Regions from separate parts of the Homo sapiens genome. Here regions 1, 3 and 4 are each linked to region 2. The links are chromatin loops, found by intact Hi-C in ENCODE. Cell type or tissue: ascending aorta. All regions are shown on one strand.

What was found. Peaks named below come from ENCODE experiments on the same cell type or tissue, not always from the same donor. Only the 100,000 strongest peaks of a DNase experiment are listed, where the experiment ranks them.
Region 1: a loop joins it to region 2, with 4 times the contacts of the local background. A loop is called at or near these places in 4 of 110 quality-filtered maps.
Region 3: it touches region 2 in a loop (7-fold over the local background); 6 of 110 quality-filtered maps call a loop at or near these places.
Region 4: a loop joins it to region 2, with 6 times the contacts of the local background. A loop is called at or near these places in 28 of 110 quality-filtered maps.

Annotation. Positions count from the first base shown.
Region 1 is chr2:41,896,187-41,904,186 of GRCh38, reverse strand. No RefSeq gene overlaps it. Among named protein-coding and RNA genes, the nearest start is that of LINC01913, 23 kb to the right of the region's middle. RefSeq lists a silencer at 7,414-7,463 and an enhancer at 7,594-7,643. In ascending aorta, no CTCF peak of the experiment used is centred here; a DNase peak (open chromatin) is centred at 4,806; H3K27ac peaks cover 4,171 bases.
Region 2 is chr2:41,961,787-41,969,786 of GRCh38, reverse strand. No RefSeq gene overlaps it. Among named protein-coding and RNA genes, the nearest start is that of LINC02898, 12 kb to the right of the region's middle. RefSeq lists a silencer at 1,504-1,798 and enhancers at 2,646-2,695, 2,806-2,865, 1,127-6,904. In ascending aorta, no CTCF peak of the experiment used is centred here; DNase peaks (open chromatin) are centred at 2,696, 3,096, 3,726, 5,916 and 2 weaker places; H3K4me3 peaks cover 1,460 bases; H3K27ac peaks cover 6,226 bases.
Region 3 is chr2:42,081,012-42,089,011 of GRCh38, reverse strand. LOC105374531 (a long non-coding RNA gene) reads left to right here. Exons shown (of 2, transcript XR_940001.1): 2 at 4,992-5,538. Among named protein-coding and RNA genes, the nearest start is that of PKDCC, 37 kb to the right of the region's middle. RefSeq lists an enhancer at 2,403-2,462. In ascending aorta, a CTCF peak has its summit at 2,374 (motif pointing right); DNase peaks (open chromatin) are centred at 2,323 and 4,595; H3K27ac peaks cover 830 bases.
Region 4 is chr2:42,044,791-42,052,790 of GRCh38, reverse strand. It overlaps PKDCC (protein kinase domain containing, cytoplasmic), which reads right to left and starts at 4,770. Exons shown (of 7, transcript NM_138370.3): 1 at 3,953-4,770. The coding sequence starts at 4,591. RefSeq lists enhancers at 2,667-3,168, 3,882-4,141, 5,642-5,761, 5,385-5,889, 5,890-6,393 and silencers at 4,182-4,251, 4,382-4,481, 4,492-4,671, 4,822-5,071, 5,182-5,471. In ascending aorta, no CTCF peak of the experiment used is centred here; DNase peaks (open chromatin) are centred at 3,690, 4,029, 4,920, 5,828 and 4 weaker places; H3K4me3 peaks cover 6,584 bases; H3K27ac peaks cover 6,934 bases.

The sequences.
Region 1 (8,000 bases), 66 kb after region 2:
ATCTTTCTCCTTGATCTAATTGGCAAACAAAAAGGAAAACTTTAGGGGTAATTTAATCTGGTTCCTTCTCTATAACAATTCCCTAAAACATAAGGCACTTACTGCCTGATGTGGACATGCATGAAGAAACTGCTAGAGAATCTCTGTTTGCATTGGTTGCTTGAAAAAATTCAGGAACAAAAAGTTAAGATTACATAGCAATGAGTTATTTTCATGATTCCTTTTTTGGCAATAGTTTTACAGTGTGACCTTTCCTTAAAAATATTTTAAAAGTTAAAAAAATCTAACCAAATACTACTGAAGAGCTTATAATGCAAAGCAACAGTCACCTTCCCTTCCAATCCCACCCCTCCACCTCCTGTTCTGCTACTAAGAGACATCTGCTTTTATCTGTTTCTGTTTTTAGTTCTAAAACATATCTAAATAATGTGTGTATACCATTCTTCCTTCTTTTATCCAGTTCAGGCATTATCTGCTGATTTTGGCTCTGATGGATGAGGAGCTAGCTCTCTAGATCTCTTTTATGTTGCAGGCTTTCCTCAGTGTCTGGGGTCCTGGGTTGTTGAGAATGAGGGACTGGGAAATACATTTGGGAGCTCTGTGTTTATGGGTGGTCACTGGAAGGCTTTGGTGAGAGGAAGATGGGGGCTGGGGCTGAGGGGCTGGCCATCTTGCTGTGGGCTTCTGAAATCCAGGATATTGGGGCTTTCTTTACTCTGGTGTACCACCAATAACCCTTGTTGTCCCTGTTCTCCAAGACGCTGAAATTTCCTTGGAGGAGACTTCTTCCCTTCTTCCCCTCCCCTCTGTCCTTTTCTCTCTTTGCGGCTCCCTTCTCTGGCCTTAGGATTCAGAGCCTGGTTGCAAACCATTCTGACAGCTGAGGTCGTGGATATGGTTAGAGTGCCCTTACCATGCTGTATACATATTTTGAATTAATCTCCCACTTATTCTTACTTTCATCACCCACCTTGTCTATTGTCTTTGAGTCAGACCCTCTCCAGGGTAGGGCCAGGTGGGGCAGCTACAGCTCCTTCTAGGAAGCTTCTAGGAGATCAGGATTTCTATCCTGCCAGCTACTTTGCTTTGTCAGCGAATTCTCTTTTATTGGCGTTAAGATTTCTAGAAATGGGTTGAAACTTTTCTTCTGCTGAAGGACTCCTTCCATTTTCTTCCCTATTAAGGATTTATACCTTTTAAAAATGCATTTTGGTAAAGTCTCAAGAGGAAAAGAAAGTGAATGCATCTGCTCTTTTGCCATGGGACAGTCTTGACTTTTCTTTCACTTAAAAATGTACTGTTATGCTGTTTAATTTGGATCTTTATCATTTTTAAATTATTTAATCTGTTTAATTTTTTTTCAAGACAAGGTCTCACTCTGTTGCCCAGGCTGGAGTGCCGTGGCACAATCTTGGCTTACAGCAACCTCCACCTCTCGGGCTCAAGCGGTCTTCCCACCTCAGCCTCTTGAGTAGCTGGGAGTGCAGGCGCACGTCACCATGCCCAGCTAAATTTTGTATTTTTTTTTGGTGGAGATGGGGTTTTGTCATGTTGCCCAAGCTGCTCTTGAACTCCTGGGCTCAAGAGATCCATCTGCCTCAGCCTCCCAAAGTGCTGGGATTACAGATGTGAGCCACCATGCCTGGTCTATCATTTTTTAGAAAAGATAATTCTACAGAGTTTTGCCCTGGTAAGCTCATGACATCCTTTGTTCAGCTGCGATAAGATACATTTTTCTTCATCTCTTCATTCTGCAGTCCTGGAGCCCCAGCCTAAGCAGTTAGTCTGAAGGTTTTCCGTCTCCCTTTGCAAATTCTTGCTTATTTCCACATGCTGACCTGCCCACTTGAAGCCATCAGCAAGTTCTCTGAGAGCCTTTGATCACAGCAGCAAACTGGGTTTCTTTCATCAAACCAGAGGCTCCCAAATGGTGGGGTCTACCTCCCTGTCAAACTAGGGATCCCCATGGATGTAAATGACTTCCTAATTACACAAATGGGACTGCCTCCCCAAATGGGATTTCTTCCCTCATCAGATTGGAGGCCCCCTATCTATACCTCTATTTCTTTTAGGACCAGGAGGATTTCTAGACATATGTGATGAGCACAAATAATGCTGAGCAGGGGGTTGGCGATGGGGGTAGTCAGGAGATACAAGCTCAAGGAAAATACAGTGATATCTGGGCTGGTTGGGCTGCAGTTGGCTGTTCGTCTAAACCTCAATGAGGTGCTCTCTCTAACCATATTTAAGAATTCCTGACTTAGATTAGATTTTATCTTTCTGGAATAGCTCTGTTTTCCCTTCAAGGAGGTCCATATAGGCGAATGAACCAGTCAGAGACCCCTCTCATCAAACAGAATAAACCTGTCACTCTCTGAGCAACAAGGACTAAGGGTCCAGAAAAATGGAAGTGCTAGAGGAGGTTGGGCTCAAGAAGGGCCCACATGTTTGAACCATTTTCAGTTGCCTCAGAGGATTACCAAACTCCAATTTGAACCAATGGCAGCCTTTACTGGAAGGTGTAATGGAAAGAAACTCAGCTACTGGGCACAAGACTTTATGAGTAATAACATGGCTACAGGAAAGAAAAAGATGGAGCCAGGCTAGGTATCAAGACTAACCATTTAAAAATGGGAAATAACATACATAGGCAATAATAGCAAACAAGCTAAGATAGTTATATTACAAGTGCATTACAGAATAACATGTTACCACTAACATTTCTACTCCTAGAACACTTAAAACTAGAAATCTATGAAACTTTCTGTATAGTATTATCCCATGTTTAATTAAACATTTACATATTCTAGGCCAGGCGTGGTGGCTCATTCCTGTAATACCAACACTTTGGGAGGCCGAAGTGGGCGGATCATCTGAGGTCAGGAGTTCCAGACTGGCCTGGCCAACATGGTGAAACCTTGTCTCTACTAAAAATACAAAAAAATTAGCTGGGTGTGTTGGCGTGCGCCTGTAATCTCAGCTACTCAGGAAGTTGAGGCAGGAGAATCGCTTGAACCCTGGAGGCAGAGGTTGCAGTGAGCTGAGATTGCACCACTGCACTTCAGCCTGGGTGATAAGAGTAAGACTGTCTCAAAAAAAAATTATATATTCTATAAATGAATTTTTTGGATAAACACTCTCATATGGTAAGACAGTCTTCTCTTTCTATTCTAGATTTTCTGTTTTCATCATTGAGCAACTGAGCATGTGTTATTTTTCAATGAGAATTTTTTTCCTAGAAAATAACATACATGTAGAGTGTACACCAGAGGTTGTAAACTCAGATTCTTACAGAATTCAGAATGGCAACAAAAATGAGTAAAGTGGACTGGGTTTAAGAAAAATCAACAGCCAGAAATGTAATCAAACTTTCATTTTTACTTGACTAGGGCATAAGTACATAATATAATATAAACGTGTGATATTGGGGATTATATATTAAGTTTGAAATTGAAAAATGTAACATTAAAAAAAGAAATATGTAATTATTAATTTTTTTCTTTCATACCTCATTACTTCTTTGCTTTACAACCAGAAATGTGACACTTTTTCTTTTACCCCAACATGTCAATGTTGAGTCTTGCATTTCATGTTGTGATGTGCTGTATAGAATTCAACCTTGAATCTTTTAACTGAGAGCAATCGTTTTATTTAGTTTCATAATGGAAAACAGCTGTTCATGGCTGAGCATTGATAGAATATTTGTATGATGGTTTTTATATTTAGGGTAACCACTCCTGAGATATTTGTAGAATTCTGGCATTCCAATGTTGCAAAATTTAGTTTTAGGGAATGAATTGTGGTTCAAAAAATTCCATTTATATTACAATACTGAGAAAGGTGAGTTCAAAAAATTGCATTTGTGGCACAATATTGAGAAAGATCATTTTCATAAAACTAGCAACTTTTTTGGAATCTCATCCTGTCTTCAGCTCCAGAATTTTTAGAGAGCAGTTGAAGAGACCTCTTTCATTTTGGAAAACTGATTTCAGCATAGGAAAATAAGCCAGATGATTCTTTGCCAAATGAGTTTCCCTAAGATATAATTTCACTAAGAATGAGAAAACTGAATAGCCATTTGCATATTTGTGATAATTCTTAAAGAGATACCCAAAAGGGTTAAATGGCTTGTGATATTTACTGAAAAGGCATATACTTTGATCCAATCTTTGCTGGTGAGCTGGGGTATTTTTGTTGGATGATATGAACAAGTTAATAACTTTTCAGCTGTTCCTCCCCTCCCACCCATGAAAGACCCCGACATTACACACTAACTACCCTTTATTTATTAGAACAGACGAGTGTTATGACTACTGCATATCCACTTTATCAGGCAAAGCACTGAACTCTTTATGCTTTTAGCCATGGGAGTAAGTCCCATTCACTAGGCCCATGATATGTGTTCTATTTTAACTTTTTAGCACAAGGCAATTCCTGGTGAATTATTTAGTTTCCCTAATTGTGCAAAATTGGCCACCTTAGATTTAAGATTCATAACAAGGTCAGTGTTAATGCTGATCATTTCAGGAGCTCTGTTTTGTAGCCAGGCTTACTAATTTTGACCTGTCTGCTTTAAGTTTTTCAAGGCTTCTCAACACACAAAGCTAAGTAATTTCCTGAAATTGTGCCTGTGATGGACACCATGACCAAAAGTTCTCCAATCACATTGAAGTCTCTTTGGAACCATAAATAAATATAGCTGACTGGGTGGTATTATTTTAACTGGGCTCTCATAAGCTTCACTAGGAAATGCCACAAATGATTTAACTTTTTCACACAACCTGTCCTGTAAGTTCTCAGCCATGTCGTCATCTTGTTGAGCAACCAGCGTTTCTGTTTAGTCTTCCATTTGCAAATACTTGTTTTTGTTCAAGGTATGAATTTCTCTATCCTCAGTAGATTCTCTTTTGTAAACTCACCATTAATAAAAGGTTTCAATGCATGAGCAATATTTTCTCCTTCTCCATAACTTCATTTCACAGTTGTGTCATTTGTTTTATTTGCTTTGAAAAATAAAACATGTTAAAACATCAGTACTTTCTTTTAGATCGTTAAGTTTCCCTACCAGCCTCACAGCTTTTTTGTTTGAATTCTTTTGATACTGACACATTTCATTTGCATGTCAAACTTGGAAGAATGATTTTAACTTCTCCAAAAATAAAAAGCTATTTTCCGTTTTTTTTTTTTTTTTTTTTTTTGCAAACATGCAAACACATAGCTCTCGTTGATGCTCTTTTGTGTCTGTCCTTTTGCTTGAGTTATGGATATGTATGTATGAATGTCCATATAAAAGTTACTTTCTTCCCAACTCTGTTATAAGAAAATCATAGTCTAGGACGATGATGAGTGACTACTGACCCTCGGCCTCAGTGATAGGAAGAGAATGGGGAGTAGTGAGGGGTATGGTGGTATGGAAAACTACTCAGCTCCAGAGGACTTATTCCTTGCTGGAATGTGATTTCATTATAGACCTTCTAAATTCTTAAAACTTAAAGAAGGTGTAATATACAAATAGAAAAGTGGATCTATTTTAAGTATATGGCTTGATAAATTTTCCATGAATAGATCATAGATTGAGGAACAGAACAGCATCAGGACCCATAAGGCCCCTCACACTCCTTTCCAATTGAGACCTTTCAGTTTTTTTAAGAAAAAAGTATTTGGATTCATATGTGAACTCTCAATTTCTAACTTTTGTCAAGTAATTGAAAACATTAAAAAAATCCCTTGGGCCAAACAAAACACATCTCTGGCCAGAGTCAGCTCAGAAGACTACAGCCTGAAACCTCTGGTTTCCATGCTTTTCTTACTGTCTGGCAGCTCACACCTCTCTTCTCCTCCATCTAGAGGGGTAGGCAACCATGTTTCTATGTCATGATACCAGCCATGGTTGACCGGGGTCTTTCTCTGGGACTCTGGAAATGGGACACTGGAATTCTCTTTATCCTGGTGATGGTGCCAAAAGTGGCTCCAGGCCTAGAGCAGGCCCTATTCCACCATCCATTGAGGAGCAGAGAAAGCTGATGCCCACAGCGAGAAGGAAGCAGAAGTGCAGAGTGAGAGAGTGGGAGAAACTGCTTGGTTCCCCAATGTTTTTCCAGTTTTTGAGTTCTTGGTTCTAGCCCCTCCTGAGGCCAGTATAGATAAGGGCTGAGGAGCCAATTAGGCTGGTAGGCTTCTTCAAGAATTCCAGAGGAACAGTCAGGTGGGTGGATCAGAGTAAATGATGCTGGTGACAGCCAAGGACTGGCAGCCAAGTGGGCGGGGTCTCCATGTGAGACACTTCTTCACTCAGAGTCACATCCTAGGCCAGTGGGCTGGGATCAGGGGTAGAAGGCCCAGCAGGCAAGTAAAAGATGTATATTCCCTCAGGTGAGCTTGTAACTGAGTTCTAGATTAAGAAATGTTGGAGACTGAATGATTATTTCCAATTCTCCACTCCCTCCCTGCAATAGAATTATATACCCATGCCCTTTGCCATATGGCTTTACATGCACCCTACTAGAGGAGGTAGAGCCTATATTCCCATGCTGTCAGCTGTGGGCTTGGCCAGTTACCTTGCTTTGGCTAATGGAAATATGGATGGACGTGACAACGAGACAGTTCTGAATTGAGGCCTTAAGAGTCATGGGAGGCTTCCACTAGCCCCTTTGTGTGCTGCTTCCATATGTAATGAGAAGAGCCTATCCCAGGTAGCTGCTGGTTCCAGGAGAGAGATATGGAACTGATCTGTACCCAACTCACCACCTGAATCACAGCCCTTCTACCCAACCCACAGATTGTGAGTGAGGAAAATAAATGTTTGTTTTTGTAAGCCACTAAGATTATGGGATGGTTTATTACATAGTATTATCACAGCAATGTCTGACTTATACAGAGAAGAACTGGGTCCTAGGCAAAATTAGGGACAGAAGAGCCTGATTGTATCACAATGGGCCCAGGAGAGGGGAGAGGAGAGCTCAGGCTCAGAGGCAACGTGGTGCAGGAATGTGGGTTCTTAGAGGTCATCCCTGAGGGCACCAGATCCATGTATGATTGGAAAAGGGAAATGAGAGTGGTCTGGGGGAAATACCTGTCACCTCATTGATCATCTGGCTTGAAGGAAAATCAGGAGGAACACAGGAGCCAAGTAGTTGTAACTGAGCTGGTGACATTATTCCAAGCCGTTGTATCTGCTCAAACTTTACATACTCTCCAGCTTGGTTAGCATTGACTCAGGAGCTGTGAGCATCGGTGGATCTAGTTGTGAGGATCCTGGGAGGGTAGCAGCAGGAAAAATAAGGTAAAAGAGGGCACCAGCACCACAGCTCTCAAATGCTCACAAGTGTGAGTGCCTGTGTGTGGTTATCTGACAGCTCTTTTATAAATCTGATGGTTGCTTTCTACCCACCTGCTTGCTGTTTTTGTTGACATCTCAACCTGGAGTGGGTTTGAGGCTGGGAGGCTGAAACATACTCTGACCACATTCACCCACTTTCTGAGAACTTGCAGGCTCAGATGAAGCCTGTGAAACCACAGACCTATATAGGACAACTAGATGAACACGGCACAGTGGGGTGGCCAGTGATATATGTTGCCACAGCAGAGGATCCTGGGCAGTCGTAGCACAGACAGGGTGTTTCTGATTTTCCTTCTTGAAATTCCTCTTCCCAGGGGCTTCCAAGCTCAGGAAGCTCTTGTCATCTCCTAATCGAGGCAGATGAAGATGGGAGTTCTGTAGGGAGGCGTTTCCACTTAATCAAGGCCAGTCATACCCAAGCTCTAGGATTAGACAGATCTGCAGATCTGCGCAGTTACTTGGGCAGCCTGTTTTCTGTCTCTGCTACCTTGTTATCTGGCTCTTCTCTGAATTCCTGTAGCTTTTCCAGGACTTAAACAATGAGATTAACAGCTATCATTTTTTGAATGCCTACCATATGCTAGGCTCTCTAGTGGATCTTTTACAAGTATTATTGATAATAACAGCAAAGATAACTAATATTTACTAAGCATTTGCTAGG
Region 2 (8,000 bases):
GGTGGAATGGGAATTTGAATCCCGGTCTGGCTTACTGCTGCATTTATACTCCTCTTTCTCCAGGAGCCAGGGTTGGGGCTGTAGCCTAAAGAAAATGGTGACATGAGGGCATCTCAGCAGGTCCCGACCTGAGAAAATACTTCCGTTTACTCTATTTAATTTTATTTTGAGGCTGGGCATGGTGGCTCACACCTGTAATCCCAGCACTTTGGGAGGCTGCAGTGGGTGGATCACCTGAGGTCAGGAGTTCAAAACCAGCCTGACCAACATGGCGAAACCCTGTCTCTACTAAAAATGCAACAATTGGCTAGGGGTGGTGGCACATGCCTGTAATCCCAGCTACTTGGGAGGCTGAGGGAGGAGAATCACTTGAACCCAGGATGCAGAGGTTGCAGTGAGCCAAGATTGCTCCACTGCACTACAGCCTGGGCTACGAGAGCGAAACTCCCTCTCAAAAAAAAAAAAAAGAAAATTATTTTGACAAACACTTACTGAGCACTTATAATGAGACAATATGTTACGTAGGCCCTGGATGCATAAGGCAATGACCCCTTCTTTGAGGAGCTCATAGTTTTGGGGTGGTGGGGAAAACGGATACTTTCTAACTATGTAACCTTAGATAAGCTATTCAGAATCTCCAAGTCTCAGATTTGTCATCTGTAAAATGGGGATAATTATAGTACCTACGTCAGAGGGTTGTTGTAAGAATTACATAAATATGCCAGGCATGGTGGCTCACACTTGTAATCCTAGCACTTTGGGAGGCTGAGGTGGGAGGATCATGGGGTCAGGAACTCGAGACTAGCCTGACCAACATGGTGAAACCCCGTCTCTACTAAAAATACAAAAATTAGCCGGGCATGGTGGCACACACCTGGAATCCCAGCTACTCGGAAGGCTGAGGCAGGAGAATCGCTTGAACCTGGGAAGCAGAGGTTGCAGTGAGCCGAGATCACGCCATTGCACATTGCACTCCAGCCTGGGTGACAGAATGAGACTCCACCTCAAAAAAAAAAAAAAAAAAAAAAGAATTACATAATATACTCTATTTAAAGCGTGGTGTGCGCTGAAAGTGCAGGTATAGAAACAAAGATTTGCAATGTACTGAGATATATGTCAAAATAAAGGGGGACAAAGTATGATGGAAGGAGAGAAGAGTAATTAATTTGTCCTAGAGGGAAGAGGGGGTAGCAGAGAAGAGGTGAATTTTGTCCTGAGATTTCAAAGGCAAGCAGAAATAGCAGATCGTCTGTGGAAAGACAGAATTTAGTGTGTCTGGAAAACAGAGCAGACTGTGGTGGCTGGAGCACAAGGCTGAAGGTGAGAGTTGAGGCAGCTTGGGAAGGGGCTGTGGTGCATCAGGTTGCAGGGCAGGACTCAGGCAAGAGTCTCCCAGCCAGGCTTAGAGATGAGGCTTTAACTTGCAAATGCCCAGGAGGAGGACTCCAGGCTCTATGGTGCAAAATGCTTGGCAGAATAGGGCTCAGAGGGGAGGTTGGTGCCTAAAGAGATACTTTCACCCCTCTCAAAAATCTGCTCCGGGTGGGCCCTACTACTTAGTTCCTCAAGGAATTTCAGTGAAGCCAGATCATCAGAATCTGCACTTGCCAATAAACCAGCAGTTCCCCTTGCTCGGAAATATCCCAGAAATCTCATCCATCGCTGACCAATGAATGTCTGCTTGGGGAAATTCAAAGTCCTTAGGGTCAACAACGTGCTTCCTAGCTGGTGCGTCTGATCCCAGAAAGAAGTCTCCACAGGAGTCTTGGGCAGGCTCTGGGCTCTGTGTGTGCAAACAGCTGCTTTGGTTTAAATATTAATAATGCAAAATGAAATGTGTGGGGTGCCCGGCGCACCAGAGCCCAGCCAGTGTGCGTTGATCTAATGTCCTCTGCACTTGGGTTTGGAAAAATGTGGTCAGTGAATTTAATATAATTTTTGGCAAAGGGAAGATGACAGTTAACTTCTCTCCCCAGTCTCGCTAATGTGGGTTTTCTCCCTGAAAAGCAGAGGACGGAGAGTGGTTTCTCCCAGGGTGCCAGCAGGCCTGCTGCCCAGATTCTGTCATGGCCCCTCGGCTCTGCCACCTTGACACTGGCAGAGGGCTTTGGGGGCCACAGAGCATCCCACGGAGGGGGAATTGGAGAAGTAGCTAGACTTGTTCAGGACCCAGCAGGGCCTGGGTGGGGCTGAAATCCTAGTTCCTGCTGGCTCGGGCTCCTCCCTCCAGAACATTCTCTCCCCATTTCGTGCCTGCTTCTTGGATTGCCCCTTCCTGCTGTTCATTAGCAGAGCTCATGGGGAGAATGTTGGTGCCACTGGGCTGTCTGTCACAGGGCTGCCGAGATTGGACAAATGAATCAAGGTCTCCACAGCCCTCATGTCAGACCCTAAGCGCTTTGCCTCCCTCAATCCCACTGCATTTTTTAACCCTGGGGAGGCTCTGACTTGGCTGCTGTGAACAGTTTCCCCTCCATTCCTCCTGCACCAGCCATCGCCACAGATTGTGGCCTCTTCCTCTTCTCCAACATCCCAGGCCCCGGAGTTTCTCTCGCCAAATGCCGCAAGTCTCAATTGGCTTCTTGAGAAGCTCATAAATGCTTGGTGACATCACGGTCCCCAAGTTGGGGAGCAAGAGTGCATCAGAGGCCAACATTTCTGAGGAGGAGAAGTCACAGGCTCTGGGATTGCCTAACAAAGGCACCCTGTGTGAGCGTGGTCACAGTACCACTGTTGCCGCCACCACAGAACTGGAACCGAGATGGCCAGGGCTTCCCCAAAGTCTGTCTCTGGTTTTATGCAACCCAGTAATGTTCCCCACTAAAGGCCTGAGCAGATCATCCTGCAGTGAGGGCCAGGAGGCCCTGCTGGTGCTCTTGCTGTGGCCCACTCTGGGGGGTCCCCCAGGCTGCTGGGAGAAAACAGTTACCCCAGGGCTCCTCAGGGGTAAGGAGTGGACAGGAGGCAACAGAGAAGCAGCCGTGCCCAGGGTGGGTGGAAGCTGCACGCACCCAGCTCTGGGGCTCCAGCTGTGCCCCAGGCTCCAGCTCTCCTACCCGCCCCCCTTGGCGTCCGGCCCTTGGGGAAGCTGAGAGAAAGTCTCGCCTGTTCTGGATGCCGCAGGCAGGATCGGCCACAGTGATCTCCTTCATGTGTCACCGCTGGCTGTAAGCGCTGTGTTTGGTTTGGCAAAACAGCTATTTAAATAGCAGTGAAATGTGTCACTGGAAAAAAAATTAGCTCATGTTTCCTTTGCCATTTCTTCATGATTTCCATTAAAAGTGTAACCAAGGGTAATAAATTAACAAGATCTGTAAAAGAGACCATAGGAAACCATGGATCCAGAATTCCCATAAACTTCTAACCCATGGAGCTAAAAAGCAAGGCTACTTGGGGGAAGGGGAATTGGATCACCCATACTTCAGTTTTCTTTGTGTCTGATTCCTACTCCTTGCCCCTCCCAGCCCCCCGAAATATGAAAGGAAAGCCTCCACTTCTTTCAGGGGTTACTGTGGTTATCAGGGGTAAAATTCTTCACTTGGAAACCCCAAAACCTGGGGGCATTGCTTGGCACTTCCTGTTTCATAAGAAAAGCAAGAAAAACCAAACAAAAATGCTACCTCCCTACCAAGATATAATCCTCTTTCTCCATGTTGTGTCTGACCCGGTCCTAACCAGAGTCCAGTTCTTGAATTCTCAACTCTCTGTGGCAATCAGCCCTTTTCCCAGGGTGCTTGATGCCAGATTGCAGCTCAGCGTTGCAGACAGGAACACTGAGGTCAAAGGAAAATGTTTGCCTTTGACACAAAATCCAGTATCAATGGATGGATGAGGAGCTGCAATCCTCACCAGTGCTGCCATCCCCACTCTCTCTCCTCTGTCTCCCATTTCTCTCTCTCTCCCCTTGTCTCCACAATACTTGTTGTGCTGGGCTGGCACACAGGATCACAGTAGGGACCTGAGAGTCTTTCTGCAGATAGTAGGGTAAAACAGCTGCCACCAAGGAAGGTGGCCCTGAGGAATGTGTTTGTTGTGACAGACAGTGGAGGAGCCAAGGGAGTGTAACTGTTCCTTGGCTCCCCATTGAGTGTGGGAGCAGTGCCTTACCCAAGGGTTGGGAGCATGGGGGATAGGACTGGAGGGCGTGTTAGTGTTGCACCCAAGACTGAGAAAGGGCAGACGGCCAGAAGAGTGTGCCCAGTGTTACACGCGGGGCTAGAGGAGTGGGGGAGAGGACTGGAGGACTGTGTTTAACACAATGCCCAGAGGCTGGGGGAGTAAGGAACAGGACTAGGAGTGTGTTTAGCATTATACCTAGAGGCTGGGGAGGTAGGGGTCATGATTGAGTGTATTCAGTGTCACACACAGAGACTAGGGAATGGGCGAGAAGACTGGGGGAGTGTGTTCAGTGTCACACAGGACTGGGGGAGGGGGACAGGACTGGGAGTGTGTTGAGTGTTACACCCAGGGGCTAGGGAAGTGGGGGACAGGATTGGAGAGTGTGTCAGTGCACCTGGGGTTTGAGGAGTAGAGGAGAGACCTGGGGGAGTGTGAGTGTCACACACAGGGCTTGGGGAGCAGAGGAGAGGATCAGGGTAAGTGTTCAGGGACTGCACTGGGGGAGTATGTTAGTGGACCACACAGAGTCAGGATAGAGGGTCTGGCAGGAGTGAAGGGAAGGCAAATGGAAACCAATTCATCTGTTTTTGCCTCTGGTTCTCTGTGGCTGTTATCACTCTGTTCTTCATGGTCTGTTGTCCCGCTGTCCTTCCTCAATTATCCCTTTCATGAACCTCTCAACCCACCTTTATTAGTTCAATGTGATGCATCCATTTGTCTCCTGTTAGGTGGAAGATGGCCTGAGAAAGGGGAGGTTTGTGCTGTTTTTGAAACCCCCGGTCATCCAAGCCCCAGGACATCCTCTCTTTCTGGATCCCAACTCCTCTTGCACAGGAGACCCTGGACTAAGACGGAGGTTTGTGCAGGCCATGTCTTGCTTTTTTTCCTAGAAGGCAGTGGTGTGGAATGTGGAGGCTCAGGAAACTCTTCATCATAATGAAATTAGAGAGGGATTTGAAATCAATGTCTTCCTCCACTGATTTCCATTGGCATCTCCTTCTTTTGCCCCCAGTTCCTGAACCTTTCATTCTGTCCTCACAAACACCATCCTCCATTGTCAGTTTTACCAGCCTCTTTTCCCTAGGAGTATCTGGCTTTGTTTGCTCATCTCTGTCTATGACACCCAAGGGACTAGCTCCTTGATAGGTCAAGGGTATGCAGCCCTCCCAAACTCCCTCTGGGATCTTGGACCCCAGAGGGAGCCCTTCCCTTTCAGCCCCAGGCTGAGGGCACTGCAGAGGCACCTGCTGTAATGAAAGAGAAACATCTGCTTGTTTTGTTTACATTTCATCCAGATGTTTGGGTGCCATATAGATGCAGCCTGTGGGTTGTCTGAATGCCGTGACTGGAAACTGAGCTTCCCTCTGCTTGGAGCAGGGAGGCAGAGAGGGAGGGACTTTGAACTGAGAAGGAAATGGGGCTGGACTCCAGACCCTGACTGGGGATGGGGTGGGGGAGGGGCAGGAAGGCGCGACAAGGAAGGTGGGGAGGATTGCAGCCCAGCAGTGGCAACAAGTGGAAGGAGATTGCTCATAAACATTGGATCTGTTTACAAAGCCACCAGTGGAGGCAAGCACTTGCCAAGCCTTGATTTTGAAAAACTGCCCTTTCTAGTGTTTTCTAGCACTTCCCAGATACCAAGTGAGGGCCTACACTGTGCTCTGCAGGCCTCTCCTACACCCCTGACCCACTGCTCTCTGCACATCCTGGTTCATGGTTGGGAAGCAAAGAAAAGCAGCTCCAGGGCCTCTAGCCCAGAGCCCAATTAACAATGCCTGGCAGTGAGCATAAATCACCACACTCCCCCTTTTCCTGGGCTCGGGGCTGGAAAGTATCAGAACTGTGCAAATACTTGGGATGTTTCTCTTTATTAGTGATAAAATATTGGACGTCAGCGTGCGCCATTTCATGCCCTGCCTCCGACAGTTGGAGCAGTAATTGTGATGAATAGGGGCCTAGGGGCAGGGCTGTAGGCGTTTAAGAAGGCTCTGCGGATTGAAAATATTAGGATTGATTAAAGGTCAAATACTTTATAAATTTATCAGTGCTAGATACATTCTCCCCAGGTGGGGGCTACCCTTCCAGGCAGTTTAAAAAAGAACTCAGTATGGTTGAACGCTCTCCTGCCCCTTCCCTCCTGTCCCACCGTATTTAACCTACAAAACTGATTCAACAAGCAGACATTTTCCTGTAATTTGTGTGCCCTTTTGCATGTCCTGCCAGGAGACAAGTTCAGCACGGACATCTTTGGGAGGAGTCTGCCCATTTCTCACTGGAGAAAAAAGAAAAACTTCCCTGGGATTGAATCGGTGGAGATAGAAGCTGGTTGAGGCTTCCAGGCTGCTCTGAGATGAGCACAGAGCTTCCCAGGGACATTATCAGAAATAGCTGTTACCCACCCAGGGAGCACACAGGGCAAAATGGGGGTCTGGGCTGATTCTGTCTTTCCCAAAAGGACTTTCTGATTTCCTGTTATTTGATAAAGAGATCTTTGTAACTCTTTGACTGCTAGCAAGCTCAGAGTAAAATTCTGTTTCATCACCACAGCAGACCTCTCCTGCCTCCTTATGATAAGGGTTGTCTACTGAACAAATGTTTATTGAAGCAGGAAGCATTCTAGTGCTGGGGATGAAGTAGGGAACAAAATAGATGAAAAGCCCTGCCCCATGGAGCTTATATTCAAGGGAGGAGAGAAAAAATAAAAACGTATAAATTGTATAGATATTACATAATAATCAATGCTAAGGAGAAAGATAAAGTAGAGGAGGATAGGGAGTAGGAGGGCAGTGAGAGGAGATTGACATTTCGGAAATGATCAAGGAGGGCCTGTCTGAGACCTGGAGGAGGTGAGGGAGTGAGCCAGACAGTTATTGGGAGGAAGAGTGTTTGTACACTTGTTTTAATTGTGCTAGCACCTAAGTATTTCAGTATTGGTTGTCCTCATCCTTTTCGGAATTTGGTGTGGTATAAATAAAAACATATGCAGAAAACGAATGAGGTAAAATAGAACCTGCTCAGTGAAAGAGATTTCCAACACCCTAGGCTAATGGTTTGCGTCAGAATCACCTGGAGGGCTTGTTAAAACAAAAATTGCTGGGCTCTACCTCTAGAGTGTCTAATTCAGTGGGAGTCTGAGAATTTGCAATTCTAGCAAGTTCCTAGGTGATGCTGTTGCTTCGCTGCTGATCCAGGGACCAAAATTTGACAACCACTGCCCTAAACCAACAGTGCATGCTCACAGGTGAGGCTTCCTGGGAGAAGAAAACTTGGAGAACAGTTTGGGAAGAAGAGTAAAGAGTAATTTTTCAGTCTCATTCTTTAAAAACAAGAAACAGTGGATATTAAATCAGACTGTGGGCCAAACTACAGGTGGGTGAGCAATGGGCCAGTTGGTTGAAGTTGAAGCTGACATTTCCTCTTCCTCCCTCCAACATCCTGGGCTGGGACAGAGAAAAAAGAGCCAGCAGAGAAAGGAAGAACACCTGTACCTGGGCAGGTGTGTTGGCCAGCTTAAGACTTGGGAACTGGAAGACAGGGAGGCAGAAGGTAGAGAAGTGTTCCTCCCCCTAGACCAAGCCTCAGGAAGCTCTGCAGGTAAGGGACACACACACACACACACACACACACACACACACACACACACACACACACATTTCTAAAGGCAGCTTTCCCCAAAGGCACTCAATGTAACACTGCTATCAAGGGATACCCATCGCTGTCACCAAAAAATGATTCTTTTGTGAAACATGTTTAGATCACACTGAGTTAAACAAATTTCTTTATTGCAGGACTTCTCAGGCCCTCTAATATGCAAAGTGCACTGTGAATCTCCCCAGATGAGGATCTAGTATCCAGTGTTTCATAAACTTTTTGACTACACA
Region 3 (8,000 bases), 120 kb before region 2:
GGCCAGGCTGGTCTTGAACTCCTGACCTCAGGTGATCCACCTGCCTCGGCTTCCCAAAGCGCTTGGATTACAAGGCATGAGCCACCGCACCCGGCCTGTGACATCATTATTAATGACTGCCTACTTTTACATCATACCAATATAACATAATTCTCTGTTGAATGTTTGTGGATTCAATTTGTTTGCTATTGTAAATTATGCTAAAATGAAAATCTTTGTGCATAAATCTTTAAGATTATTTTGTAGTATAGATGTCTTCAGAACTACTAAATCCGTATGTATAAATATTTTTCAAGGTTTTTAAATATATTGTCAGATTGATTTTTAGTAGTTCTAACAATTTTCAGTGCTAGCAGCAATACATAAGGAGTGCTCATCTCTCCTAATATCTCTGGTTGTGACTAGTATCATAGGCAAAAATATATTTTCTAATTTGATAGTGTTAAATTAAGTTTGGCCTAGAGCCTGTCTTTTTTTTTTCTTCTTTTTTTTTTTGAGACGGAGTCTCACTCCATCACCCAGGCTGTAGTATGCAGTGGCGTGATCTCAGCTCACTGCAAACTCCGTCTCCCGAGTTCAAACGATTCTCGCGCTTCAGCCTCCCAAGTAGCCAAGACTACAGGTGCACACCACCATGCCCAGCTAATTTTTGTTTTATGGAATTACAGGTGCGTGCCACCATGCTTGGCTAATTTTTGTATTGTTAGTAGAGACAGGGTTTTGCTATGTTGGCCAGGCTGGTCTCTAACTCCTGACCTCAAGCGATCCGCCCACATTGGCCTTCCAAAGTGCTGGGATTACAGGCATGAGCCACTGTGCCTGGCCCTGGACCCTGTCTTTGTACATTGAGTTTCTATGTAATGATCTGTGACCTAACTTAGTAGGTACTAAAATCTAACTACTATACTTTTTCTAACAGATAGCTGGGTTTCAGCGAGTCACAAGCAGCTGAACTTCAGCCTATCATAGGTTGACAGCTGACCAGACCACGTCCAAATAAAGCAAATGCCTAGCTGTAATTAATCAAGCTATTTTTTTAAGTTACTTCCCTGTTCTAAAGTACTCACTGCCCACATTACAAAGGGAGCTCTCTGAACCTCTTCTGGTTCTGAGTGCTGCCTGATTAATGAATTGTTCTTTGCTAAAATAAGTTCTGTTAAATTTAATTTGTCAAAAGTTTTTCTTTTGACAATAAGTTAAAAAAATGTGTTAGGGGTCTGACTGGGGAGTAACAAGGCAGCTGCCATGCATCTGGGTTTGCTTAGTGAATGCAGTGTTTGTACTCAGCTGGCATGCTTCTATGAGATGGCCTTGGGGCACTGCCACTGTCCCCCACCCAAGTGACATAATGCAAATAAAACATGTTCCATAAAATATAAAGACAATTTAAATATACACTCCATTTATAGAGCAGCTGTGTTCCTGTGAAGCCGTCCTTTCAATGTTCAGTCCTCTTGTTAAGATGTCATATGCATATTGCTAGGTGAGGTAGTGAGGAGGGTGCTGATGCTGCTCCTGCTTTCAGGAGAGGACACAGGATAAGGAGCTCCATGGTGAGAGATGCTCCATTGGAATGTAGACCCCTTTGAGCTGGAGTTTTATTCACTGCTGATTTCCTTGTGGCTAGAAAGATGCCTGGCACACAGTAGGAGCATAACAAATATTTGTTGAATCAGTGAAACTGTAGTGACTCACATTGTAAAGCAATTCATCCTTTTATATTGCAGATTAAATCTCCATTTTCTCTGTTTTGTAAGCTTGATTTCAATGTTGGACTTGAAAAAAGTCTGGGCCCCATTGTCGTGTGAGCCAAGCGGTGTTTGCTTTCAAGGCAAGGACAGAGGAGAGAAAGAGGAGGAAAAAGTTAACTTCTGGGGAATATACTCATCTGCCAATGACAGGATATGATATAGAAACAAGTCTTTTGTCTCCAAAATCTCCATCAGTGCCCACCATCCAGAGCGGGTCAACTGGATTGACCAAAATAAAATCTCGGATGATGAGAAATTTCTCATATGTTAATTGTGGAATCAAAGCTTCATTTGTGGCTCCTGCTCCCACACTGGGCTGCTGCTTTTCAGGATGAGCATTTGGGTTCAAAGTTAGGAAGGAGTGAGGGTGCGCCCATGATGACCTGAGAGCTGACTGGAGGGACTGATGAAGGGGTAGTCCAGCACAGGGCCTGCATGGTCTCTGTTTTCTGAACTCTTGCTGCCTGACTTCCCGAGGCAGTGGGAGAAGATGGGACTGATTTCTGTGCAGCTGGGGCTGAAGGCTGGCTGACGGTCACCGGGCGGGTAGTCAGTGGAGGCTGCTAGAACTGGAGCAGAAGGAACTTTCTCTCAGTGTATTTCTCCAATTTGGCACCAGATGGCAACACCTCCCTTCAAATGAAACCAAAGTCTCCAGATTCAATAACAAAACCGTTACTTATTCTGAGGACATTGAGCAACCCTGCAGGATTTGGGTCTGGATTTGGGGAGGGGGCTTGACCACCTTGATGATCATGGAGCTAAGCTAGTTCTAGATCCTGTCTCCATCCATTCTTTCCATGAGTGATTATTGATTGAGAGCTTCCTATGTGCCCAGTCCTGGGCTGTGTGTTGGGGCGGGGAGGAGAATGGGGTACAGTAGTGAGCAACACCCATGCCTCCCTCCATGGCAACAGCCCCGACAGCTTTTACAGCCTAGTAAAGGAGATAGACATTAAGCAAATAAGTACAAAACAATGGACTCATTTCAATTGTGGGAAGTGTAATAGATGATAAATATGATACTATGAGACCATATCAACAGGAAGAATCTGATCTCATCTGAGCTGTCAGGAAAGGCTGCTCTGTCAATGGATTATCCTATCGACCCCCACCCCACACATACTTTGTTATATCTACCAACACACTCCCATTATATTCCCATTTTACGGCTGCTGGACCAACCCCAAAACATCCCATTATATCCCCAACAGGCAATCCCATCATAGCCTCCACTGCAGGTCTTAATTAAAGACCACATGCCGTCCTTCACACCTCATTCCTGGAACTTTTAACAAATGCCTTTACGATCCTTTCCCAATCTCCTCTGCAATCCCTGTTGCAAATCCCATGGCTCGCCCCATTGGAATATCCCACTGCAAACTCTCACAGAACCCTGGTCTTATTCACCTTTGCATTCCCTGTGCCTCCCACTGTACGTGACAGGTCATATGTTCTTGAAAATACTTGGCAAACCAATGACAGGACCTGTCAATACCCCAGCTCACATACTCTATCTCAGGCCTGTCATGGCTCCTATGGCACAGCCAAGGTCACAGCCCCCACACTGGAAAGGGTCAGGTCTCTGCTGCCCTTTTTCCTGTAGGAAATTCCTGAGAAGAAGATTGTGTACCTCTGGATCCTCCCTTCCCCTCATTGATCTCCATCAGCCTAGATAGGCTCCCAGAAGCTAGGTCCTGCCTGGGCAGTGGCCCGTCCTGAGGTCTGACTTGGTCCATGTCACCCCCATCCCAGAATCAGTGGAACACTCTTTGTGACCTCCTTGGAGTGTACCAGGCTCCTGATTATGGGCCTGCCAATGGGGCCTTTAGTAAGCAGCTTCCCCTCTCTCCTTCTCTGAAGGGCCAGAGAACTCAGAAGAAGACATCCTAGGGCAGGAAGAGACTGCAAGGGCATCATCTAATTCTTTTTTTGTTTGTTTGTTTTTTTAGACAGAGTCTCACTCTGTCACACAGGCTGCAGTGCAGTGATGCAATCTCAGCTCACTGCAACCTCTGTTTCCTGGGTTCAAGAGAATTCTCGAGCCTCAGCCTATCGAGTAGCTGGGATTACAGGTGCCTGCCACCATGCCTGGCTCATTTTTGTATTTTTAGTAGAGACGAGGTTTCACCATGTTGGCCAGGCTAGTCTCAAACTCCTAACCTCAAGCGATCTGCCTGCCTTGGCCTCCCTAAGTGGGAATTCATCTAATTCAACAACCCTCCTCCTTATTCTTCTTCCCCATCTTCTTCCCCTGCCTGCTCCTGTTTATCTGGTCTTTCTTTGGGGCATATAAAAGCACAGCCACCTCACTTAGCAGGCAAGGGCTGAAAGGAAGCACAAAGACCAAGTCTAACTCCTTCATCTAACAAGGGAGGAAACCAAGGCCCAGAGAGTGGAAGTCACTTGCCCACACCCAACAGTGGTCAGGGCAGAGCCAGATCTCCCCACGGTGCTCCATGCAGTGTTCTTTCAGAGGCTGCCCCTTCCACATCCTCTTGTTCATATTAGCCAAGCAATGCTACTTCCATCAGGAAGGCACGTCCAATGCGAACCATTCCAGAGACTGCATTTCAAAGATTGATAGACATGGCTTTCGCATTATCTGCTGTTTCGGATTAGCTATGCCGTGGCTTCATTCTTTGGGGCTGATATTGGGGGTGGGAGGGGTGGAGAGTGGGGGAGGGGAGCCAATTCTGAGTCACTCTCTATGCCCTGGGCTCCAGCCTGCAAGACTGGGCCTGAGAAGGACAGGGTGATCCATCCTATATTTTCAGTCCGTCAGGAGATTTCATTGTTTAAACAAACATTTCAGCGAGGCCATCCAGCTGGGCAGTGATTTATGGCTCTGGCTACAGTTTTTCCCCAACAAAGATAAACAATCCTGCAACTCTTGGGACTCAGGCTGGGACTCATGGTTCTAACAACTTGGAGTCAGCTGGACCACACCAGCCATCGCCTGGTCTGGGGTTTGGTTAGGATCTGTTCACACTGGTCCTGTGGCTGAGCCACAAACCTTGGGGGACCATGTTGTGTTTGGAAGCTAGAAGCATTGCCTCCAGGGCAGAGGAGAGCAGCAGGAAGGAGCAAAATAGCTCAGAGTTGGTGCTTCAGGCCCATCTCCGTCTTTCAGGAGAGCAGCAATGTTCTCCATTTTGTGCGGTAGATATTTGGTGTTTTTGGTTAACAAGCATCTGTTCTTCCTTCTTTTGCTAACATTACATCAATTTCCTTTTGTAGAATTATTCCGGGTTGCACACTGCACCCATGTGCTTACAGAGTCTACTCAACTCTTGGATCTGGGCTCAGGCCTGACCAATCAGAACAGTACATTCCTGTGATCTTAGTAAAGGTTGGATATCTAACCCAATAAAAGCTTGCAAAAGGCGGAAAAACCTTTGCTGGAGCTGCTGGGAGAGAGGGAAATGCTCTTTCTCGCTGGACTGGAATTGGGGATGATGTGGAAGGATGAATGACTGCTAGAGCTGTTGCTGCCATCTGCCTGCATGGGAGAGCATGTCTGACAACAAAACCAATACCAATACACAGGAAGTGAAGCCAAAGGCTGGAGAGAGACCAGCTCCAGGTGACAACATTGGAGCCCCAGAATCCGCCCAAATCTTCTTTTATTTAAGGATTGGGTATTCTTTCACTTGCAACTGAAAGAAGGGTAACCAATATCCACTGTCTGACATAGCAGAAGAAACTGGCTCAGTAGGCATCTCCTGCAGCCTCCAGCCCAGCTGTCTGGATGTGATGGTTTAGTAAAAGAACAGTAACTCCCTCATATTCCCCTCTCCCATTTGATCTGATGGCCTGTGTCTACTATACTTCACCAAAAGGATATGGTGCTGTGACAGATGCAGAGGTAACTGAAACACAGCTCACATTTTTCATGGAGTTCTTGTAAGCAGGGGGGACACACCATAGCCTATTATTTAAGGCAGATTGAGATGCATGTCTTGGGAAAAGAACAAACAAGGTTTTTTTGAAGATGCAAGGAAAGAAGAGCTCATATCTGATTGGTGGGGACCAGTGGATGCTTCATGGAAAAGGGCTATTTGGGATGAGTCTTCAACGATGAGAATTTTAATGGGCAGACATGGGCAGGAGCCTTTGCAGGTAGATGAAATAGTGTGATGAAGGTCAGGGAGGTGGGAAAGATGAAGTGAACATTGAAAAGTAGAGTTGGACTGGAAGACAGGGGACATTTAGGGGAATCACCAGCCTGCAAAGTAAGTTGGTGTCATCTAGGAAGATGCCTCTAATGAGAAGCTTGTTCTTAGTCCAGTAGGTGATGGGGAGTTATTGAACATTCTTGAGCAGGGAAGTGGCCTCATTGGTGCTACTCTTGAGGGGCCTGAGATGGAGGTGGGGAGAGATCCAGTGTGGAAAAACCACTGAGGTGGGATTGGGAGGTAACCTTGACTCATCCACAGGATGGGGAGAAAGCCAGGGAAGGAAAGGCAGGGAGTGAAAACAGGAAGTAGTTCTGGTTTCTCTTCATTCATACCTCAAGAAGTGAGGTTTCTAAAGCACAAAGTTCAAAAGTCACAAAAGGAAAGTTTGATATATTTAATTACATAAGAATTAAAAATTTCTACATGGCAAAGTGCTTTAAATGAAGTGAAAAGACAAGGACAGATTGGGGAAAACATTTGCTACACAAATGACAGAGGATTAATTTCCTAAATACATAAAGAGCTTTTATACTGCAGAAAGAAAAAATAACAGCTAATGGAAAAATGGTCAAAGGATATGAATAGACAGTTCACAGGAAAAAATGCAAATGGTCATTAAACATATGAAAAAAATAATAACTTATATAGAGCTTTATGTTTGTTTATACATTTAATTTTCACAATAACTATATGAAAAATGTTATTCTTCTGATATCTTTTTACTGATAAGGAACCAAAACCATAGAGAAGTTAAGTGCATTGCCCACAGTCACTCAACTAATAAGCAGTTGGGTAGGGATTTGAGCCCAGGGACCAGTTTGTTCTCTCAAGCACTTCCTGTTCACACTCATCTATTCTACAAGACATCCAGGACAGGTGTGGTGACTCGTGCCTGTAATCCCAGCACTTTGGGAGGCAAGGATTGCTTGAGGCCAGTAGTTCAAGACTAGCTTGAGCAACATAGGGAGATCTTGTCTCTACAAAAAATAAAAAAAATTAGCTGGGTGTGGTGGTGCACGCCTGTAGTACCAGCTACTTAGGAAGCTGAAGCTGCAGTGAGCAGTGATTGCGCTGCTGAACTCCAGCATCAGTGACAAAATGAAACTCTGACTCAAACATAAATCCAAAACAAAACAAAAATCCCAAAGAAAGAAAGAAAAGGATTAAAACTACACCAAAACACCATTCTTTATAAAAATCACATTGGCAAAAAGCAAAATGTTTGGTGGAAGGTTGATAAAACTGTTGAGGAAACCAAGACTCACATATTGTTGGTACAAGTGAACTGGAACACCATTTTGTAGGGCAATTTGGCAATATTTATCAAGATTTTATTTTATTTATTCTAAGAGACGGGGTTTTGCTCTGTTGCCCAGGCTGGAGTCCTGTGGTATGATCATATCTCACTGAATCCTCTAACTCCTGGGATGTCTCGCTATGTTGCCCAGGCTGGTCAAGATTTTAAATACAAATTTGCTTTAACCTAGAAATTTCATTTCTAACATTTTTATAACAGACGTACAAAAATATCTATATTTCTAACAGATATATTTATTGTAGCATGTTTGTAATAGCAAAAGACTAGAAACAAGCTAAGTGTCCATCACTAGGGGACCTGATGTATAGATTACAGTTCCTAAAGCTGATAGGAAGAATAAGGCTGATCTGTATGTATGCTATGAGCAACCTCTAAGATATATTGTTAGGTGAAAAAGGCAAGGAGGGAGGCTTGGCGCAGTGGCTCACGCCTGTAATCCCAGCTCTTTGGGAGGCCGAGGTGGGTGAATCATTTGAGGTCAGGAGTTTGAGACCAGTCTGACCAACATGGTGAAACCCCATCTCCACTAAAAATACAAAAATTAACTGGGTATGTTGGCACATGCCTGTAGTCCCAGTTACTTGGGAGGCTGATGTGGGAGAATCGCTTGAACCTGGGAGGTGGAGGTTGCAGTGAGCCGAGATTATACCATTGCACTCCAGTCTGGGCAACAGAGCAAGATTGTCTCAAAAAAAAAAAAAAAAAAAGCAAGGAGGGGAACAGGGTGTGGAGTGTACCCCACCTCAGCCT
Region 4 (8,000 bases), 83 kb before region 2:
TTCCACAACCTATTTTTATTTATTTTTCTTTTCTTTTCTTTTTTTTTTTTTGAGACAGCCTCGCTCTGTTGCCCAGGCTGGAGTGCAGTGGCATGATCTCAGCTCACTCTGCTTCCTGGGTGCGGGCGATTCTCCTGCCTCAGCCTCCCGAGTAGCTGGGATTACAGGCGCTTGCCACTATGCCCAGCTAATTTTTGTCTTTTTAGTAGAAACAGGGTTTCACCATGTTGGCCAGGCTGGTCTCAAACTGCCGACCTCAAGTGATCTGCCTACCTTGGCCTCCCAAAATGTTGGGATTACAGGCGTGAGCCACTGCGCCCGGCCACAATCTGTTTTTTCTAAGAATGCTGTTTGGTAATACACAAGCGAGCATACGGTTGGACATTATCCTTCCTCCCCTCCTTGAATCTGTATCTATCCCTCATCATTTCTACCTTCTGGCAGCTTCAATTTTCTCTGCGTGGGTCTTGAGGGAGGAAAAGCAAGTTCCCTTAGACTGGTAACAAGTGTTGATAAGAACAAGGTACCTGAGGGCACATCCCCAGGTGTGTTTTGCATATGAGTGATGTGTATCAGTGGGGGTGGTAGTGAGTGATGATTCCTCCTGGAAGATCAGTTCTTTTGGGGTTACGGTCACAGGGAACTGCCCACTCTATGTCATCTGGGGAGAAGCTCCGCACTGCCCAGGGACTTCTGGGAAGCAAAGCCTGAGTGTCACTACCACCTTAACAGCACCCACAGGCATCCCCCTGGCTCTTCCAACATACTCCACAGCAGCTAGGGGCTCGTATGGTGCTCAAAACAACCAGCACCCTGTGGGGTAGAAACACGAAGGCTGAGTTGTCCAGGCCCGACTCAGGGAGAGGAGAGCTATGCGGTGGAGGGGTGGATATCCCTGTGCACTGTCACCCTCATACCATCATTCACACCCTCCCCAGAGCCACTCCAGGTCCTCACATGTCCTCTTCCCGCCCTAGGAGTGCCCCCTCAGCTCCCCGTCATCCTGCTGGCATGGGGGAAGGCCTCACTCTTGGGCTGTGACTTGGGGGGCCAGGGCAGCTCCAGGCACCCTCTTCTCTCTCCACCCCCTCCCCATCAGTCCAGGGAAGCCCCAGACCCTGGTGGGGTGGGGGGAAGGTAAGGGGAACAGCCCTGGGGCCTGGTTCTCATTTTCTTGCCCAGAGTCTGAGCCTTTGTGGGAAACTTCTGAAGGTTATTAAACACCCGGAGGTCGTTAAATGCGCTGTTAACGAGGTATTAATCAACACCCCTCAGGAAAAAATAAAAAGACACCATTAACCCCCCCCAGGAAGCGTGAGGCTGAGCATTTCAGTCACATCTTTTGTTTGGTTGGGAGAAGAAATATACTCTAGCAGGGCCAGAATCTGGGCCCAGGCAGGCCTGGGGGCCCATCCAAGGCCTGGGGGCCCCAGGATGACTGGGGGAGGGGGAGGTGGGGAGAGGTTGAGGGGAGGGGAGACCCTTGTGCCCTTTGGCCCTGGGCTATAGAGGAGTCAAGTCACGTGAGGGAGTGTGTATGCGTGTGTCAGGGGCGGGATGGGGAGGGGTCAAAGAAAATGGATAGAAAGATCTCGCCCAGGCAATCCCCATGACCAGAGAAAGCCCTGGGAGGTGCAGAATGGGGCCTGCTAGCCTGGGCATTTTCTATTAGAATCCACAGCACCAATTCTGGGCTGCTCAGAGAGGGAGGGTGGTGAGCCTGCACCACTAGGAACTCTAGAAATGTTCTCTAACTCCTCCCCAGTTCAGCAAACAGTCAAATGGTTTTGAAATTTTAAATAACTCAGAGGTATTAAAGCAGCATTATTTCTAGTTCCCTGTACACCTGCCCTGAAGCCTCCTGGGCAGGAAGACCCCACTGTAGGCTTCCCTGCCAGCAAAGATGGCCGTGTTTAGGAGGCCAGAGCGACACTGGCCTGATGGTCAGAAGATGAATGGGGGAGAGCCACCATCAAAGCAGTCCCTAAACTCACACTAAAGGGCCCCCCACTTTTCACTTTTCCTGGGTAGAAAGGACCTGTGACCCTCTCTCCCTTAGCAACCCTTGTGCCCTGGGGCCACTAACTCTCGTCTGGGACTCTACAATAAAGAGTCACACAGCTAACCCCAGACAACCCTGGTCTTGGTTTGGTGAGGGAAGGGTGAAAACTATTCTGTTGTAATTTTTTCTTTGGTGCCTTCAGAATTGGGCTGGGGGCCTGACATTTCAGAGGAGGACCGTCACGTGATATATATGTGGGGCGTTAGCTGAATGCTTGTCAGGAAGTTTGAGCTGGCGGGAAGAGTGAGGGACAAGTTTCTTAAAAGATAGGAAAGCACATCAAACATCAAACCCGTCTGAAGGGAGAGGGGTCTTGAGTCAAGTAACTAAGACTTTATGTCCTGCTAAGTCACTCAAGACCTCTCCACTCCCTCAGGATCTGGCTGACACCCTAGAGTTTCCAAAAAGTTCCCAAAAGTCCCTGGGAAGGAAAGAGTACAAGATCCTCCCAGTTAGAATGGCCACGTAACCAGGGGCTCACTCCCTGAAGCTGCAGACACGGTGTGAGCTGTGCAGCCAGGCTTCACTACACGCAAGTGTTGGTTCTGCCCGAGCTCCTGAGACCAGTTTGGGGCCCAGGGCCCGGTCACAAGTGTCTGACCAGGGTTGGGGAATACGATGGGGGAGGGGGAGACTGGGAGCCAACAGGAGTATAAACAACTTTTGGGCCAGTCTCTCCTGCTCTACGACGCCCACCCATCTCCCTCCAGGGCTGGGGTGCCATCTCACTCCTAAGGAAAGGAGAGAGGGACTCCTGGGTTTCCAGTCATTTCTGCTGGGTGCAGAAAGGTTAGTTTGAGTGGGCTGGTAGGTGGAAGGTGTGTGCAAGATTTCATCCGTTGGGGAGGCTGCACACACCCATGTTCACCGGGCCAACAGCGGTCAGGGATTCCCCTCTGTTTGCTCAGACATGTGCAAAGGGAATAGTCTGTCTAATCTTAGGATGGGGGGAGACCTGAGAGAGAGGACGTGGAGTGTTAGGGCGGTGCTGGGACTGTGAGAGGCCCACTCAAAGTCTAGCTTGGAGGGGACAAGGTGGGGGTTTCAGCTCTCGCCTGTGTCTCCAGTGAACAGGCGAGGCAGAGTCCCGTTGAGTAGGAACCTGAGCATTTGGCCTTCTCAACCTTCCAGCCTCTTGGCTATCTATATACACTCAGACAGTGTGACATTTAGATCCTCAGGCCGCCAGTCTGTCCACTGAGCTGAGACCTTCAGGCTTCTCCAGGGGCTCAAGGACCCACTTTAAGGCCTGGGGAACCCTTAGTTCACTTCTGGGAAGGACTGTGTTCCCTTTTTCTAGCCTGCTCCCCAGCCCCCTTCCAGTGTCTTCTGGGTGGCGCTGGAGGTGGGTGGGTGGGGAGACTCTATAGGAATCAAGCCTGACACATGGTCTCTTTCCAGCTCTTCCCAGCCCCACTGCTGTCCCGTCTCATTTTCAAAACCAGACAAATCACTGGAAGTTGGGAGAAGTTCCATCAAGAAGGGGGACTTTATCACACAGTTGGAATTCTGACTCAAGTGTCTTGGCTTAGGGTCATTTTGGCTTGGGGTAATATCCCTGGTGTTCAACCTCCTAACTCCAGCCCGGAGTAGAGTCCTAAATCCTAATGGACTGCCCCACCCCCTGAGTTTTGGGAGCCTCTGTCCTGGCCTGTCTTTAAGAGATGTGTGGAAGCCGAGAAACCCAGGAGTTCTCCGGTAAAGGGACGCCCACCCAGGAGTGAGAAGCAGGGTGGTGCAGTGGGAAGGGCCATGGTCCGGTTTCTGCGTCTAGCTTAGCCTGGGTGCAGTCACTGGCACTCCAGATCAAGGGGTTCTCTTCCAGCCAGGTTGACAAGGTCTTGGGCACTCCCAGCCAACACCGTTACCCCCGCGTCCCCACCCTCGTACCTGCAGCACGTTGGGGTGCCGCAGCCGCTCCAGCAGCACCATCTCCTTAAGCAGCTTGTGGGCCGCCAGCCGATAGCAGCCCCTCCGTACCCCGAACTCGCGCACGCAGCTGCCCAGATCGTGGCCGCTAAAGTCCACCGCCTTGAGCGCCACCGCGGCACCGCCGGGCAGGCGGACCCGGTACACGGCCTTGGTGTAGCCTGAGCCCATGTACTGCGCGCCGGACACGTTGCGAAGCGCGGCGCAGCCCAGGCGCGGGCCCGGGCCGGGGGAGCCTGGGCCGGGAGCCGGGGGCCAGCCTGGGGCGCCGTCGGACAGGGGCCGGGCCCAAGGGGGCCGGGGGCGCGGCAGGCCGGGCCCGCCCGGAGCCAGGTCCATCAGGCGCCGCCGCTCCGGCCGGCCCGCCCCGGGCCCGGGGCCCCCGCGGGAATAGCGCTGCACCTCCTCGTAGCGCGCCCGGATCTGCCGGGCCAGCTCCCCGCGGCCCCCGCGACGGCCCGGACCCGGGGCCGGCGAAGGCTCAGGGGACTGGCCTGGCCTCGGAGGCTCCGAGCCCGGAGCGAAGAGCACGTTGAGGACGGAGCCCAGCAGGAAGGAGGCGCAGAAACCCGCGGCCACTGCCGCCCGCCGGCGCCGCATCGCTCCCCTCCCCCCGGCCGGCCGGCCCCGCGCGGCTCCCCGGCCCCGGCCCCGGGCGGCTCAGGCTCCGAGGCGGCTCCGCTCTGCGCCCCGCCGGCCCCCTGCCCAGCCCGCGCGCATGGCCCCGGCGGCCCCGACCCCGGCCCCTCGCGGGCGACACATCGGCCTGACACTTGCCTCCCTGCCGCCCTGCCCCCGCCGCTTATAAGGCCCAGAGCCGCCCCCCGCCCCCGCCCCCGCCCCCTCCCCCGCCCCCTCCCCCGCCCCTCCGCCTCCACCTCCCAGCTCCCGGCCCGAGCCCGTCCTCGGCGCCGCCCCCTCCGGCCGCCCGGCCCGGCCTTCCCCGCTGACTGACAGCGGGACCTCCTCCCGCGGCCGTCCGGGCCTGGGAAGCGGCGCGGAGGCGGCTCCGGTCCTGCCCAGCCCGCGGTCCCGCCCAGCCCGCGGTCCCCCGAGCTCCGTCTGGGAGCGGGGGAGGGGGCGGCGGCGGCCAGGAGGCGCGCGGGGGCTCCGCGCCCAACGCGAGGGCGGATAACGGGGCCGGGGCGGCCGGATAACGGGATTGGGAGGTGGATAACGGAGCCGGCCGGGCGGAGTGGGGGAAAGATAAAGGGGCGAGGCCGGCGGGTAGCGGGCTCCGGAGGGGACGAGCAGCTAAGTCCGGGGTGCGGAGATCCGAGTGATCTCAGCGCTCCCTCCTGGGACTGGGGGCCTCGGGGCGGTTTGGGCGCAGGGAAGGCGCGTGGACCCCGTCTCTCGCGGGTGGGGCCGGGGGTGGCGGCTCCTCGCTCAGCCCCGGATTCCGGATTGGGGCGATGGTGAGGGGGAAGCGGGCACAGCCGGGCCAGCACCTGCGAGCGCGCGTGGGACAGGAGCTCTAGGCATAGAGGAATGCTCGTGAGCTCGCCGAGGATGCCCTGTTCAACTCCTTTTACCAAAGTGTTTCTGATTTTCCTTGCCTCTAAAGCCCCAAATGCAGCTGGGGGTCGCTCCCTACCCCTCAAGATGCCTGGGGTCTGACGGGGTCAGCCGCGTATAAGAAACCATGTGCATGCTAGTAGCTTGGGCAAAGAGTGCGTTTGTGCCCACGGACGGCTGTCTGTGGAGTGTGTGCCTCGGCGTGTCTGAAGGGGCCATTGTGTCCGATGAAGGGAATGTGTACCTTGTGTGTAAGTTGGTGCTGACGCCACCAGAACTTCGGTCCCTCCTCCTCCCTCCCTGATTGCATCATTAGTGCTAATTGAGGGGCTTTCACACGCCAGTGCACTAGCTGTTTGGAGTGAGCTCCCCCCTCCTGGGAGAGATAAGCCGCTGCCCCTCCCCCTCGCAGCTCTCCTCTTCCCCGCCACTCTGAAACTGCCCACCTAGATCCTCTCACCTTCCTGGGCAGCTTCCTGCCTCCCTCTGGGCCAGGTTAATCTCTGTCCTCCTCACAGTGTCAGGGATTGGCTGGGGAGGGGTCAGGGAGGAGAAGGGTCCACAGCCTTTTTTCTGGGGGTGGGGGTGGGTGGGGGGGTATCCAGGGAGGGGAGATTTTCCCTGAAGAGGTCTGGCGTTCCTACAGAATGCAGTGTCTGTGATGAGAAAGGGACAGGAATTTCTGCCCTGTTCCTTTGGACATGGAAGGACCGAGGAGAGAGCTGAGTCCCTGATCTCCAGCCTATGATCCCACTGAGGTGGGCCTTCCAGCCCGGACTCCTTGTTCTCTATGGCTTGGGGAGTTGGGGCCCAGTCCGACTTGGCAAGCATGGAAAGGCAGGGTGAAGGAAGCCATGATTCCTCCGAGAACACTGGGTCTGGTGGAGTCAGGTCTGTACCGATAGAGCTGTTCTGCCCCACTCTGGGCCGTGGCTGCAGTCTGCAGGGTGTAGGGGGAAGGCTCTGAGCAGATGCCCTCTCCGCAGCCTTGCACCAGATGTCTTTGGTCTAATTAACTGTGCTGGGAAAACCAACCTGGGTTTGTAAACAGAGCTACTGGCTAAAGTCAACAGGGAACAGCAGCAAACAGCAAACCATTCCCCTCACACTCAGCCTTGGTCCAATTCAGACCCCTGGGGAAAACGGGGAGCTGGGTGGATTAGGAGGCCCCCCCCGGCCCACAGCTGAATCAGGAAAAGCCTGTCTGCCTGTGTCACCCCAATATGGCTGCTAGTTCCTTATCAGTTCCATGTCTTCTTTTCTGGGGAGGAATGAGGATTTTGGGAGGAACAGTTGCCATCCCAAGATAGGCTCTGTCCTCCTTCCAGCAATTTCCCCATAGACATCTACCCAGCCAAACGTCTCAATCCGTGAGGGAGCTGTTGTGGGGGAATATTCCCTGAAGAACTTTCTTTGGGGCTTGCTCTGCCCTTGTGTTTTGGAGAAACTTCTGAGGGTAAAACTTGGCGTTGTGAGTCTACAGCTCAGAGTAGGTGAATATAACATGAACATTGTTAAGTTTGTTACACATCATGTAGGTATTATAATAACATGTTCTGAAATTAGATAATTATTCCTGTGATATCTTTGCCAAGCTTCAGTGTTTCTGTTATGGTTTGAAAGTTCAAGGCACACAGGGGCCTGAGAAACAGGCACAAATGTGCGTGCAACACACACAGGTCCACGGAGCAGTTCAGAGCAGTAGCTCACACACAGGAACAAAGGCATCTCAGTGGCCTCCCTCGCATACTCACTGTCTCCCTCACCAGCTCTCAGACACAGACATATACAATCTGAGATGGAAATGGGTTTTTGGCTTCTGAAAGAAAGGGATTGAACTTTTTGAGCAGATTAGAGTTTCTGAATTGGCAGTTCTTGAGTTCTTAACTATATTTTGCTTGTTTGCTTTTTTTTTTTTTTTTCCTTTCTGCCACCCAGGGAGAGGAATCATTTCAAAGAATTGAAATACATGAAATGCTGCTGCAGGCCCCTGATCTGCAGTCTGCCCACCCACTCAAAGACCAGGTGGAGCCCATAGCCTGGGCCTCACAGGCCAGAGTCTGCAGGCCAGTGTCCAGCTCAGAGCCCTCAGTGCCATCTTCATACAGGAGCCATCAGCTGGCAGTCCTCCCTGTCTCCCCCAGGGCTTCTGGCAGCCCTCAGACCACAGTGTCTGTGCAAGGTCTGGAAGGCTCAGTACGTCCAATGCTCTATGCTTTCTTGCTCCCTCTATCTTTCTGCCATGCTCCTACCCCACTCAAAACACTTACTTGGATATTAATCCTTGGGAAGAGGGCAGATGGCCCAGACTCCAAAATGCTAAATTTTCTTTAAGGTGTCTTTTAAATACCTTCTTTCTGCATGTTTCTGTCACATCATCCTAGACTGTCTGAAGGGTTATTCTAGCCTCCCATCTGCCTTCTTTATTGTCCATCTTTTTCTCTGCAGGCCAAGGCTCAGACACCTCTTTTGGAGTATTACTGTCCTACTC